2 separate regions of the Homo sapiens genome follow, and region 1 is linked to region 2. Evidence: chromatin contacts called from ENCODE Hi-C or POLR2A ChIA-PET data. All regions are on one chromosome and are shown on one strand. The core of a region is the stretch at or near the end of the contact, and the rest is flanking DNA. Distances in the headings are between cores, read along the strand shown. Region 1 holds the start of CYTIP (cytohesin 1 interacting protein). Region 2 holds the start of EPC2 (enhancer of polycomb 2).

The links. Hi-C counts contacts between places; a loop is a spot of excess contacts on that map. ChIA-PET counts read pairs that join two places held with the same protein, here RNA polymerase II (POLR2A). Pooled maps may share reads with other maps.
Region 1: a pooled map shows a loop between it and region 2 (6-fold over the local background). The contact joins the promoter of CYTIP here to the promoter of EPC2 in region 2. A Hi-C loop is called at or near these places in 1 of 37 single-sample maps with no recorded cell type and 3 of 50 pooled maps. POLR2A ChIA-PET finds 5 or more read pairs at or near these places in 1 of 52 experiments (B cell).

Annotation. Positions count from the first base shown.
Region 1 is chr2:157,441,309-157,446,959 of GRCh38, reverse strand. CYTIP (cytohesin 1 interacting protein) reads left to right here and starts at 2,871. Exons shown (of 8, transcript NM_004288.5): 1 at 2,871-3,113. The coding sequence starts at 2,940. RefSeq lists enhancers at 3,021-3,070, 3,111-3,210, 5,469-5,568, 5,639-5,651.
Region 2 is chr2:148,642,137-148,648,299 of GRCh38, reverse strand. It overlaps EPC2 (enhancer of polycomb 2), which reads right to left and starts at 3,549. Exons shown (of 14, transcript NM_015630.4): 1 at 3,130-3,549. The coding sequence starts at 3,282. RefSeq lists enhancers at 2,226-2,375, 2,972-3,476 and silencers at 2,466-2,555, 3,316-3,895.

The DNA.
Region 1 (5,651 bases), core at 1,622-4,121, 8.8 Mb before region 2:
GTTTGTCTTGCAAACCTTTCCACCTTTCTTTCTCTGTTCCGTGCTTTAGGTATATTCCTCTCACCTGACTCTACCAAATCTCCATGTTGTAGGCCCTCAGTGTTCATCTCATTTGTACTAAAGATTAATTCCTTCCAAGGGTATTTGCATATTTATGAACAAAATGTTCCAAATAAGAGCTTTGCCCCACATAACAAATATTAGCTTTTAGAGCATAAAGGCAGATGAGACGTATTTTTAAGAGACTCTGTCCTCATCTCTCAGATCACCCCTTAGTGAAAATTGTAGCACTTTGGAATATGGGCTTGTAGTACATACATTTCCTACCAAATTAATTTTTTTCCTTATTAATACCACAGAACACTATTGTTTAATCATTTTGTTTAATATCTACCTTTCTCTTTTTATTAACATTTATTGAACAATTTTTGTATGTAGGACATAAAGTATACATTTAAAGATAAAAGATGTTCCTTGCTTTCAAGGAAATTGGACATTAGCAGAGAAACAGATTTGTATACAATTAACTATTGCCCTAACTAGAATATATTAAGTCTCAAAAGAAGAATCTAAAAAAATGATATGACATTTCAGAGAATGAAATCAGATAATATAAAATAATTTTTATTTTATTTTATTTTTTTGTGAACAGTGAGATACTCCTGAAATCTTTTGAGTACCTAGGTAGCTTGATCCAATTCATTTCCAGAATCACCTCTCTAAAATAAATGGGAGGCTGAAGGGGAAGAGAGTCTGGTCTATTATAATTTTCCTAAGGTAAATCCTAAAAGAAAAGAGATGTTCTAAACAGTAGAACACCTTTGTAAGTCAAGGATTTGTTGTTTGGAAGTCACATTCCCCTTAAAAGATTACTGTTTCTCCACCCTTTATCACAAGGGACACTTTTGATCATGATATTAGTGACTGGCATGACACAGGCACTGACAGAACAGGGAAATGACCAATAAAAATAGACTAGGTCAAAAATTTGTAATTAACAGGTGTGACCACATTGATATGGGCTGGCTGGATGTCAGAGGTACTTTTGACCCTTGTTTTGTATCCAGGTATCCCATTATTTGAAAAATTTTACTTAACACATTTCATGAGTTAAGTAATAAGTATTTTCCAGTTTCTTAATTGAATGATGATCTATGATTTACATCAGCTTAAGGTCAGTATTACAATGAATTGGTACAATTTTAGTAGTCATTTATAAAAATGGGTGAGTCAGTTGGCCTGAGTGGGTGGCCTTATATTAAGCAAATGTATAATTTCCATTTGGCATTTTAAAATATTAAGAATAAAAATTAAAAATATTTACCTAACTTTATCAGATTCCTAGGGTACAGTGGACTGCTGTCATCCATTAATAGTGATGATTTAATTTATGTGCCTCTTAGCCTGAAAATGTTTTTAAAATCAATCTCTCTCTCTGTCTTCCTAATACACACACACACACACACACACACACACACACACCCCACATATACCTGTATACATATCTGTACATATCTATAAATATAGATTTTACGTGAATATCTTTATAATTGATGTATTCTTTAGTTGCCAAGGTATTTACCACTCCCTTTTGCCTTACACATTTATGTTACTTACCTGGCTTCTGAAAACGTATGTGTTTTTAATTCCTGATTTAGACCGTTATATGTTTGTGGTGATATCACTTTGTCCATGTCAAAATTCAATTCCAGTATAATGAGTCATGCTGTGATAGAGTTTTTAAAATCTATAATTGGCTTCAACTTTTGAAGCACTATTAATTCAGATTTTACTATTTATATTTGGCAATTTCTACTTGAGTTGAATTCATCTTCACTTCCAGTACACACACATTTCATTTTAGTTCAAAGATTTGCTAACTCTTTCAAATGCTAGTATTGATCTTCAGAGATTTTAAAAAGCACATTTGACTTTTTGTGCCATATAAAACTTCTCTTTTTGACTTTTGTTTCGATTCTTCCTTTTACTTGCCTCCCCTACTCCTCCACTGAAACCAGTTCTCTCAAAACTACCTGCCCCCAACCTCAGCCAAAGGAAAAAAAAAAAAAGCATCTGTGATCTTGAGTACTTGGTGATGGTGCCCTTGACCCATATGCACATGCAGGGACCAACAGGCAATGTTCTTGGTGCCACCTTGGTTTGCCTGTTACCTTCCTGCCCACTCCTTTCCTCCCCTGGGACCACTTGCTGATGCTGCCGCAAAGTCTCGTCTAAGAAATGGCAACATTGTGCCCTAAATGTGCTGGCTTTCCCTTCCCATTGTACTTTGTAAAGATCATGGGTAATTTTTGTAAGGACAAAGTAGTAAAAGGACAACCAGAAGAATGCTGAATGGTTACAACCTCAGTGGCAGATATAATGTCTTTTTGATGAACATTAATGATCTAGGGTATACTTCAGGGAAAGTACAGTATTACAAGGACTTCGAGAGAGAACATTATGACCGGCACCTGTAATTCTTGCCCATATTCACAAGAACTGAATGTCCTCGTGTGCTGACTTCTGCATTGCATTGCTAATGTTAAGTAAGAGAATGGATGGGAAACAAATGGTAGCACTTGGGGACATTTTTCTTTCTTCTCTAAAGAAAAAAATGGCAAATGGTGGTGTGAATGCAACTTGCCACAGAACATAAAAGCGTAAGAATTCTGGCTGTTTGAGGTGAAAAAATAAGTTGATTTTTCTTTAAATTGTAAAAATTAGCTCCAGGTTCTCTCAGGAGCTTAAAGAAAAAAAGCTTTGAGAAATGGGAGTGAATAGCAAGATAGGGTTTGTGTAACAAGTTCCTCAAACCACAGAGGTCACATGGGCTCTTTCTGCTTTGCTACTTTTGATTACTTGTCACAGTTGTACTTTTAGCTTCCCCCATCCTGCAAGGCCACTCAACCATGTGCTAGCTGGAGTGATCTTTATTCACAATGTCTTTACAAAGGCTCCTGCAACACAGCAGCAATGGCAATTTGGCGGACTTCTGCGCTGGGCCAGCGTATAGCTCTTACTCCACACTCACCGGCAGCCTTACGATGGACGATAATAGAAGGATTCAAATGCTAGCAGACACGGTGGCTACTCTGCCTCGGGGACGAAAGCAGGTATGATTGCTATTTTGTACCCTTTAGAGTGTTCACATTCTCTTGAGGGCAGAGTGATATGTTTGTCTGACTTCATACTAATGGTGATATTTTAGAGGCTTTGGAATTACTGGCTGATTATTATGGGTGAAGGAGGTGAGATGCTCAGGGAGCTAGGTGAACCAGTCCAAAGATTTGAGACCACAATCAAACTTTTTTTTCAAGGCAAAAATTAAGATTGTTTTTCTTATTTGAAGAAGTGCTCAGGTAAAATAAACATCATTAAGCATAAAAAACTTGAAGATGGTTTATATAGATACAACCAGTATGAGAATTAATTCTCTTTTCCCCATTGTGTCTCCACTGATTCTTTCCCTTCCATCCTTACTTGCAGTCCTTGATGGTCATTTCAGTTCATAATCAAATAAGAAATACTTTTTCTGAGGACAAATTTTGTTGACTAATTATCTTCAGCTCTGGGTTGCTGGCACATACCTCAGGCTATTGGAAAGTAAGATTTTTTTTTTTTGGATAGATGAGTGCCAGATTGAATATCAGCTCACCACTTAGTGTCTGTGGGATCTTGAGCAAGCCACTTGCCTCTCTAAGCTTCAGTTTTGTTTTTTCTAAAATGGAGTTAATAATAGAACCACCCTTATTGGGTTCTTATGTTGGTTAAATAAGGAACTGTGCAGTGCCTAACACAGTGACTGGCATTCAGTGTGTGTTTATTAAATGCTAGATTATGCCATTTTAATATTTTTATTGCAAAGTTTGTCTCTAGGGATGAAAACTCATTTGGAAAAATCTATGTCTAACTGAATTTATTTTGATTTTTTCGTTCTTCAATTTCTAACATGTAAAAATTTTTTTTTAACCATAATACCTCTTCAGGATTTTTTTTAAACAACTTGCTCTAAATCCCCAGGTACATATTTGAATTTCGATGTAGCATTTCTACAGAAAATATTTAGAATTGCCCTAGAGCAAGAATTTTTGCGCTTAAGTCTTGCATGTACAATCATGTGCTTCTCGTAAGCCTTCTAAATTCAGGATTAGAGAGGTATGGCATAGTGGGAGAGACATGATCTTTTTTCAGTGATGTATAATAGCTGATTCCTTGGTATTTTTCGGAGTGAAGATAAGGGCACAATTTTCCATGATTTGGATTATTGATTGTTCTCAATCTAAAGTGCTTTTATGATACAAAGTTTAATGTAATGATGAACATTTTATCAATCTACAACCTGTCTGAAGATAAAGCAACATGAGAAATGCTGACATCTTTTTTCAGTTTTCAGATATAAAGCAGTCAGATTTTCTTTATATTTGCCATGACACTATCACACCAACTATGGTTCACTTGATTAGGCTATGATTTTTTTTTTTTTTTTTGCTGGAGACTGTGGGTACTTTTTCAATCAGGGTGGGAACTTTCCACCCTCTATGTCCTCCATACCTGCAACCTTACTCATTTGATCTACTCTCTAGCCCATGCAATTCAATGCAACAGATGGTTTCTGAGCACCTACAAGGAGACAGACATCATGCTAAGTGTAGGAGGTAAAAAGACGAGAAGGGAATGTTTCCTACCCATATACTGTTTACAATTCAGTAAGCAGAAAGAATGGGTTTTCTGCAAAGTAAAACAACATGAATACTCTCATCGAAGTGAAACATCTGTAAATATAGCCTTGGAAATAGATATTCGAGATATTGAAGGGTATTCCAGATATTGAAGGGTATTCCAGAGCAAGGGAGAAATTGAAGCTGAGGCATAGATCCTGGTGCCTGGAGGACTTTTTTGTGTAACAACACAATATTAAGTGTGTCAGGAGAACCTGGTTAGTGTGTAGGAGGTGAGAGGAGATCTCAGCGCTGGGCTGCTTTACAGAACACTTGGACAACTTCCCCTGAAAAAGCCGGCACGAGGGCCACTGAACGTGTTTGAGAAGTAGAGGATTTCAGGAACCTTATTGTAGAAATGTAGTGGATTAGTGAGTAGAGACTAGTGGTGAGGGAGGAACTTTTGCAGTAGTTGGAGAAAGAGGAAATGGGGGAACAGAAAGGAGACTGAAAGGCTTTAATATGAAAGGGACTGAAGACGGAGGAGTCACATCTGGTTTTAAGCCAGAGTGAAGATAGCGTGAACTGAAAGAAGGCAATCAGTAGGAGAGGCTGATTATCAGAGGAGGATAAAGAGAGGGATTTTGGCATATGAAATACACGTGTGTGTGTGTGTGTGTGTGTGTGTGTGTGTGTGTATGTGCATATATACATGTACACATATGCACACAGGCACACACACATCCCCATACTAATTAATTTATGCAGATGTTCTCATCTTTTCTAGGTCTTCTCATTCCCCTTCTCTCAAATTCTTTCATGTGGTAGACTTTCCATATTCAAACAGCTTTTTCTTACTGTTGTGAGAATTGCTTTAAAAAATAGCAAAACAAAACTTCTTGTACATGATAGTTCTGATTCCGTACAATTATCATCAATGAGACTTGATGCAAGTTTATCCCAACATTTCACAATCTTCCAAATGGATGTTCA
Region 2 (6,163 bases), core at 2,300-4,799:
TTTGCTGTCACTCATGAAAACACAAGTCTTCTGACATACATATTTAAAAAAGAAAGAAAAAGAAAAACTAATACTCCAATTGGACACTCTGGGAAGCAAAAGATTTCAGACTATAAATCTTAACTGTTACGGTTTGCTTAATTTTGATTTTAAGAATCTCCACTTTTAGCATGTATTAAAGAGGCAGAAAGGACAGGACAAAGAATCAGAGGTTCTGGGTTTCAACTCTAGTTTTATCAGAATTTGGATTTCTTCTTCCTTAAAATTGGGCAATTGAAGTAGGCTACTGAAAAGTATCCAAGTTTAGCACTCATGCTCTAGTTTGAAAATAATTCTTTCTAAAAGAGCTAATAAAAAAATTGCAAGGCGCGGCAGGGCACGGTGGCTCACGCCTGCAATCCCAGCACTTCGGGAGGCCGAGGCAGGTGGAGCAAGAGTCAAGAGATCGAAATCATTTTGGCCAACACGGTGAAACCTCGTCTCTACTAAAAATACAAAAATTAGCTGGGCATAGTGGCACGTGCCTGTAGTCCCAACTACTTGAGAGGCTGAGGCAGGAGAATCACTTGAACCCGGGAGGCGAAGGTTGCAGTGAGCTGAGATCGCGCCACTGCACTCCAGCCTGGCGACAGAGCTAGACTCGGTAATAAATTAAAAAAAAAAAAAAAAAAAAAAAAAAAGTCTGCAAGGCGCGGCCAGGCGCAGTGGCTCACACCTGTAATCCCAGAAATTTGGGAGGCCGAGGCGGGTGATCACCTGAGGTCAGGAGTCTGAGACCAGCCTGGCCAATATGGTGAAACCCCGACTCTACTAAAAATACAAAAATTAGCTGGGCGAGGTAGTGGGCGCCTATAATCTCAGCTGCTCGGGAGGCTGAGGCAGGAAAATCACCTGAACCTGGTAGGCGGAGGTTGCAGTGAGCCGAGATCGCGCCATTGCAATCAAGCCTGGGCGACAAGAGCTAAACTCCATCTCAAAAAACAAATAAACAAAAAATTGCAACACGAGTTAAGCACTTTTATTTTTAATGAAGCATGAAAAAATTACTCTAAGTTATCTTACTAAATTAAAATACCAAAACATATGTGGCATACTAAGGACCACGTATGTTGGTGATTGCAAAAAGTAATATACCTTCCAGGAGTTAACTGTTCACTCTAGAACAGATTTCCTTTTTTTTGTTGTTGGGGGGGACGGAGTCTCGCTCTGTCCCCCAGGCTGGAGTGCAGTGGCACGATCTCTGCTCACTGCAACCTCTTTCTCCCGGGTTCAAGCAATTCTTCTGCCTCAGCCTCCCGAGTAGCTGGTATTACAGGCGCGCACCACCAGGCCCGGCTAATTTTTGTATTTTTAGTGGAGACGGAGTTTCACCATACTGGCCAGGCTGGTCTCGAACTCCTGACCTCATGATCCGCCCACCTCGGCCTTCCAAAGTGCTGGGATTACAGGCGTGACCCACCGTGCCCGGCCTAGAACAGATTTGACTCAAGTTCTAAAATAATAGGATCAAAGTAATTACACACAATACTGGTACTTTTAAGGCCATCTTTCTTTGGATCAAGACCCACAAAATAGCAAAAATATCCAAAGTTGTGCTTATTAGGGTTCAATGTAATTAACTATTGTATATAATATGATTTTATTTTAATTTTCCTTCCCATGGAAAACTGAGTCGTTAGAAACAAATTAAAAAAAAAAGTTCTCACATACAAAAAAAAAAGTTCTCACAGCTCTAAACCTTAGGGATAAATGCTGGGTTTTGATTATAAACATATTTATATATATGCACACACAAATATATATGTGTATGTGCGTGTATATATATCTATTACATATTTGTGTGTGTACACACACAGTTAAGTTCATCCCGATGCTACGGCCATATGCATTTTCTACTGAAAATGTAAGACTTTCAAGTAACTATACATCAAAGAGAAATGTGATTAAATAAGAGCAAAGTAGTATTAACAGGGTAACATAATGAGGTCAGAACTCAACCAGCCAATCGAAGGCATAAAAGCATTTCCTGCAATATTAATAGTCAAAAGAGAAAACCAATCACTGAAACCTCGAGCTTCCTTTTGACAGTCACTGAAGCAAGAGAACCAATCCACACACACCCGAGGTTGACAATAAGGCGGGACTGTAGGTTCATTGAAGAAATTCTTGAGGGTGCAGTTACTATGAACTTCGCACGCAAGTAACACCACTCGAGTCATAAACACTCTCTGTCAAGCCAGATGAAATCCAACCGTCTGCAAAATTTAACCCATCGGAGGAAAAGCAGCAATTTTCCCAAAAGGTGCTGTATTATCAAAATTACAACTGCCAATTTAGATGCACTAGGTCCTCAACTTCTAAGGACCACCTCGCAATGACAATTCTCGAGGACAACGCAACGCCGGCGGCTCGCTTCCGGGCATCCCCGGCTCCTCTCTAACGTTGCGCACGGAGCACGGCCGTCCAGGCGGAGCAGGCAGAGCCCGTCCGCCCCGCGCCCGGCTCGGGTCGGCAGAACTGGCCGGCGGGCGGCCCTCGGACGCTACGACCCGCTCGGTAGTCGTGGCCCCCGCCCTCCCCCGCCGCAGTGCTGCACCGCCTCATCCCGCTGCACCTTCGCGGGCGGGGGAGCCAGGATGATTACATTGCTGGGAGGAAGATGTTTGTTTTGAAAGCACCCTTCCACAGTCATTTCAAAGAGAACTCAATACAAAGCCAAAGTTAAAAGTGGAAAAAATAATAATCTTGCCTAGCCAAATAATACCACGCCATTAATTAGCCCCGCGCCTGAGAGAGGGAGGTGGAAAGGTAAACAGAGACCGTACGCCAAGAGCGGCCAGCGCATCCCCTGCGCCATTCCCGGCCGCCGCTTACGGCAAGGCCCCCTTACGGCAGCGTAAGCAGCGCTGCGAGCTAATCACAACACTGGGACGCAACAACATGGCGGCCGCGGGCGGGCGCTACGCCGGCCGAGAGGGTTTACGCTACTCCGCCGGCGTAGAGTCCCGTGCGTTAGAGCGGCAGCGGCGCCCTCCAGCGAGCGTAAAGCGCTCTGTGAATGGCGAGGCCCGACTGACAAAGGGGAGGGGGGAGGAGGGAAGGGGGGGTAATAAACACTCGAGTCCCTACCGATTCCTCCTCCTTCTCCATCCCGGTGGGCATCTGGGGCACGGCCCGGTTGATGGAGACGCAGTCGTTGAGATCAGGCATGTCCTTGCCGCGGTAGATAGGCAGCGGCTTGGCGGCGTCCAGCGCCCGCGCTCGGAAGGAGAGTTTACTCATTGTCTCCCCGCCTTACAGGAACAGCCCGGGCGGCGGCGGCGGGGCGGGCGGGGAGGGGGGGAGGACTCCCGCCGCCTCCTCCACCTCCTTCCTCAGTGCAGCGCGGCCGGCCCGCTCCTCCTCCTCCTCACTGCCCCCGGCCACAGCATGGGCGCCCACCCCGCCCGAAAACAGCCCCCCGCGCCCGCGGCCGCCTCCACACACTAGATCCGCCGCTCGCCCGCCCGATCCGCTCCCTGCGCCATGGCCAACATGGCGGACATTACCACAGCGGCGGCGAGCGATCCCGGCAGCCCGCGCGAGAGCGCGCCCCCGTCGCGGGAACGCGCCTCGCCCTCTCCCTCCCTCCCTCCTTCCTCTCCCTTCCCCTCCCTCGCCTGCCCACCCACTCTCTCCGCGGCGCTGCCGGCCCGCGGGAGCGTGCTCGGTCTCGGTCCGCTCCGGGGAGAGGGGGCGGGGGCGGCGCCCCTCCGCTCGCTGGCCGGTGCTTTCGCTGTGTGGCAGGTGCCAGGTGCGCAAGTTCGCCCGCGCCCGGGAGCGTGCGCCTCTCCCGCCGCCGCCCGGTCACCCCTCTCGCTGGGTGTCCCGGAGGAAGGCGCCGGGCAAAGACGGCTGCGCCGAGCAGCGCGTGTGTGCAGAAGTCCGGGAGCGGGAAGGGAAAATGTCGACCCGGACCCCACCAGCCATCACCCAAGCCTGTACTTGGACAGCGCTATCCCCAAGGCGCCCTGTGCGCAAGCTAATTCGCATCCTCCGAGGCGCACATCCCCGAGAGGTGCAAGAGGTCTCTCCCATCAGTCCCATCAGTCCGTTCGGAGGACTGGACCGCGCTGCTGGTGCCAGCCCTCTTCTACGCCCTCCCCTCCGTACCTGTCCGAAAGAGCTCTCCAAGGTGCAGCAGCGCGTTCATCCTCGCTTTGCAGTGAGGGTTCATGGTTTGAGGCTGCCAGATGCAACAAGTGAACTTAGGTTCCCTGTCACCCAAACTTCGGTACAGCTGTTTAGTGGATGGTAGGTATTTTTCTGAGTTCAAAAATAGTAGCTTTCCTAAAAGTTCAGCTTCTAAAAATTTAGCCAAGGCAGCACACATTTGCGAAGTAGCAGATGTGTGTCAAATGTGGGGTGCTGTGGAAGACTCGAAGAAATCTGAGAAAAGGTTCCTGCCTCAGAGAGCTTTCACCTTAATGGGATGCCAGGATGGCTGGAAAGATGAGTAACAGAGACGTAAATAGTTGAAGAAAATGACAGCTGGAAAGATAAGTGACAACCGAAAAAAAAGTGTAAATATTTTAAGAAAACAATACAAGAGATGACACAGGCAGTAAGTAGCACATGATTAATTACCAAACGAGATCTAGGCAATAATTGTGAGAGTTCAGAGAAAGGAAAGGAGGCATGACTGCAGCCTAAACTGGTTAGAGAAAGTTCTCAAGAGGAGGGAAAATCAAGGTGACTCAAATAAGTACTAGCTATTGTTGACATCAACCTGGTTTAGCCAAGAGGCTCTTGGTTAGTCTTTAAGCATTACACATTTCTCACAAAACCGTACAAAGAGAGTTTTTAACACATTTTACCATTTTCTAATAATCGATCATACTCTAACTCAGAGAAAGTCAGATGATTTCCTAAAGACCAACAGTGAAAAAATTGATTCCTACTGTCATTTCTATGTGACAATAAAACTATATCTCTTCCTCTATTACGTCCTTCTTCCCCTCCTCCACTTCCTCCCCTCCCCCTTTTTCCTCCTGTTCCTCTTCCCCTTTTCTCTCTGCAGTCTCCTCCTTTGAAGGCAGAATGGTGGATATAGTCTTCATGGTAGTGTCCAAATAGTCTAACCAGTCTGTCGCAGCAAAACTCCGAGTATTGTTTAGTGGGGCTTGAGTGTTTTTCATCCACTTTGTTGTTGGAAGCAATGGAGTTGCTGTGACTCATTTCTTGTAAGCAGTACCTTCCTCAAGCTTATGGGCATGTCCTGCTCTCTAAGTGCTACCCCTGGAACAGTTCCAATCCTCTGGAAGCAAGAACAAGAAGTTCTTGGGAGGGGGTCAGCACTGGGTTCAAGCCTGAAAGGGAAGAAAAAAGCAATAGTTGAAGAAATGAGTCATCCAGAGCTTTCATCTGGATGCCCAGCCCTCCTCAGGTTCAGAAAGGATAGCTTTCTTCTAGTCCCTATGTTTAGTTTTACTGTTTCTCTCAGAAAAGGAAATATCAAGTATGTGTAATATACCATCCATTGTAGTAACATGTTATATATATTATCTCAACTAGTTGAATTCCACTTAATTCTTATTATAATTTTATGAAAAAATATAATTTTACCAATAAGAAAACTGAGCATCAGATAATTTGCCAAATTTCAATTCCAACAACTTGCAGAACTGGGCTCAAATTCAGGTCTGACCTGACTCCAAAACTCTGGTTTTCTCAGTGGTGCTACCCTGCTATCCAAGCTCTTCAGCTTATTGACCAGTCAGCATTCTAAAGCTGCTAATTCAAAATTAGTTACTAAGACCTTCCAACCAACGGCCAAGGGAGCGCATAAGCCAGAGCCTAAAGTTGCAGTAGACCAAGGAGGGCAGGAACAACATCTGTCTGTCAATCACTGTATCCCCAGTTCCATGCCTCACATATGGCAGGCATCTAAAGTATATTTGTTGACTGATATTCCATGAAGAAATTCACTGATACTGACCCCATGCCACTCTAGTTTATAGTTCACATACCTCACTGGCCTGTCACCTGACCTAGCTATTGCTGCCAATATTTGTTCTTACTGTGGCCTACCCTGTTGTCCAGCTTTGTACCTTTGTGCATAGAGATTTTAGAACCAATTAATGTTATTCAAAAACACCTTTTTGAAACCTGGAATTTATAGGAA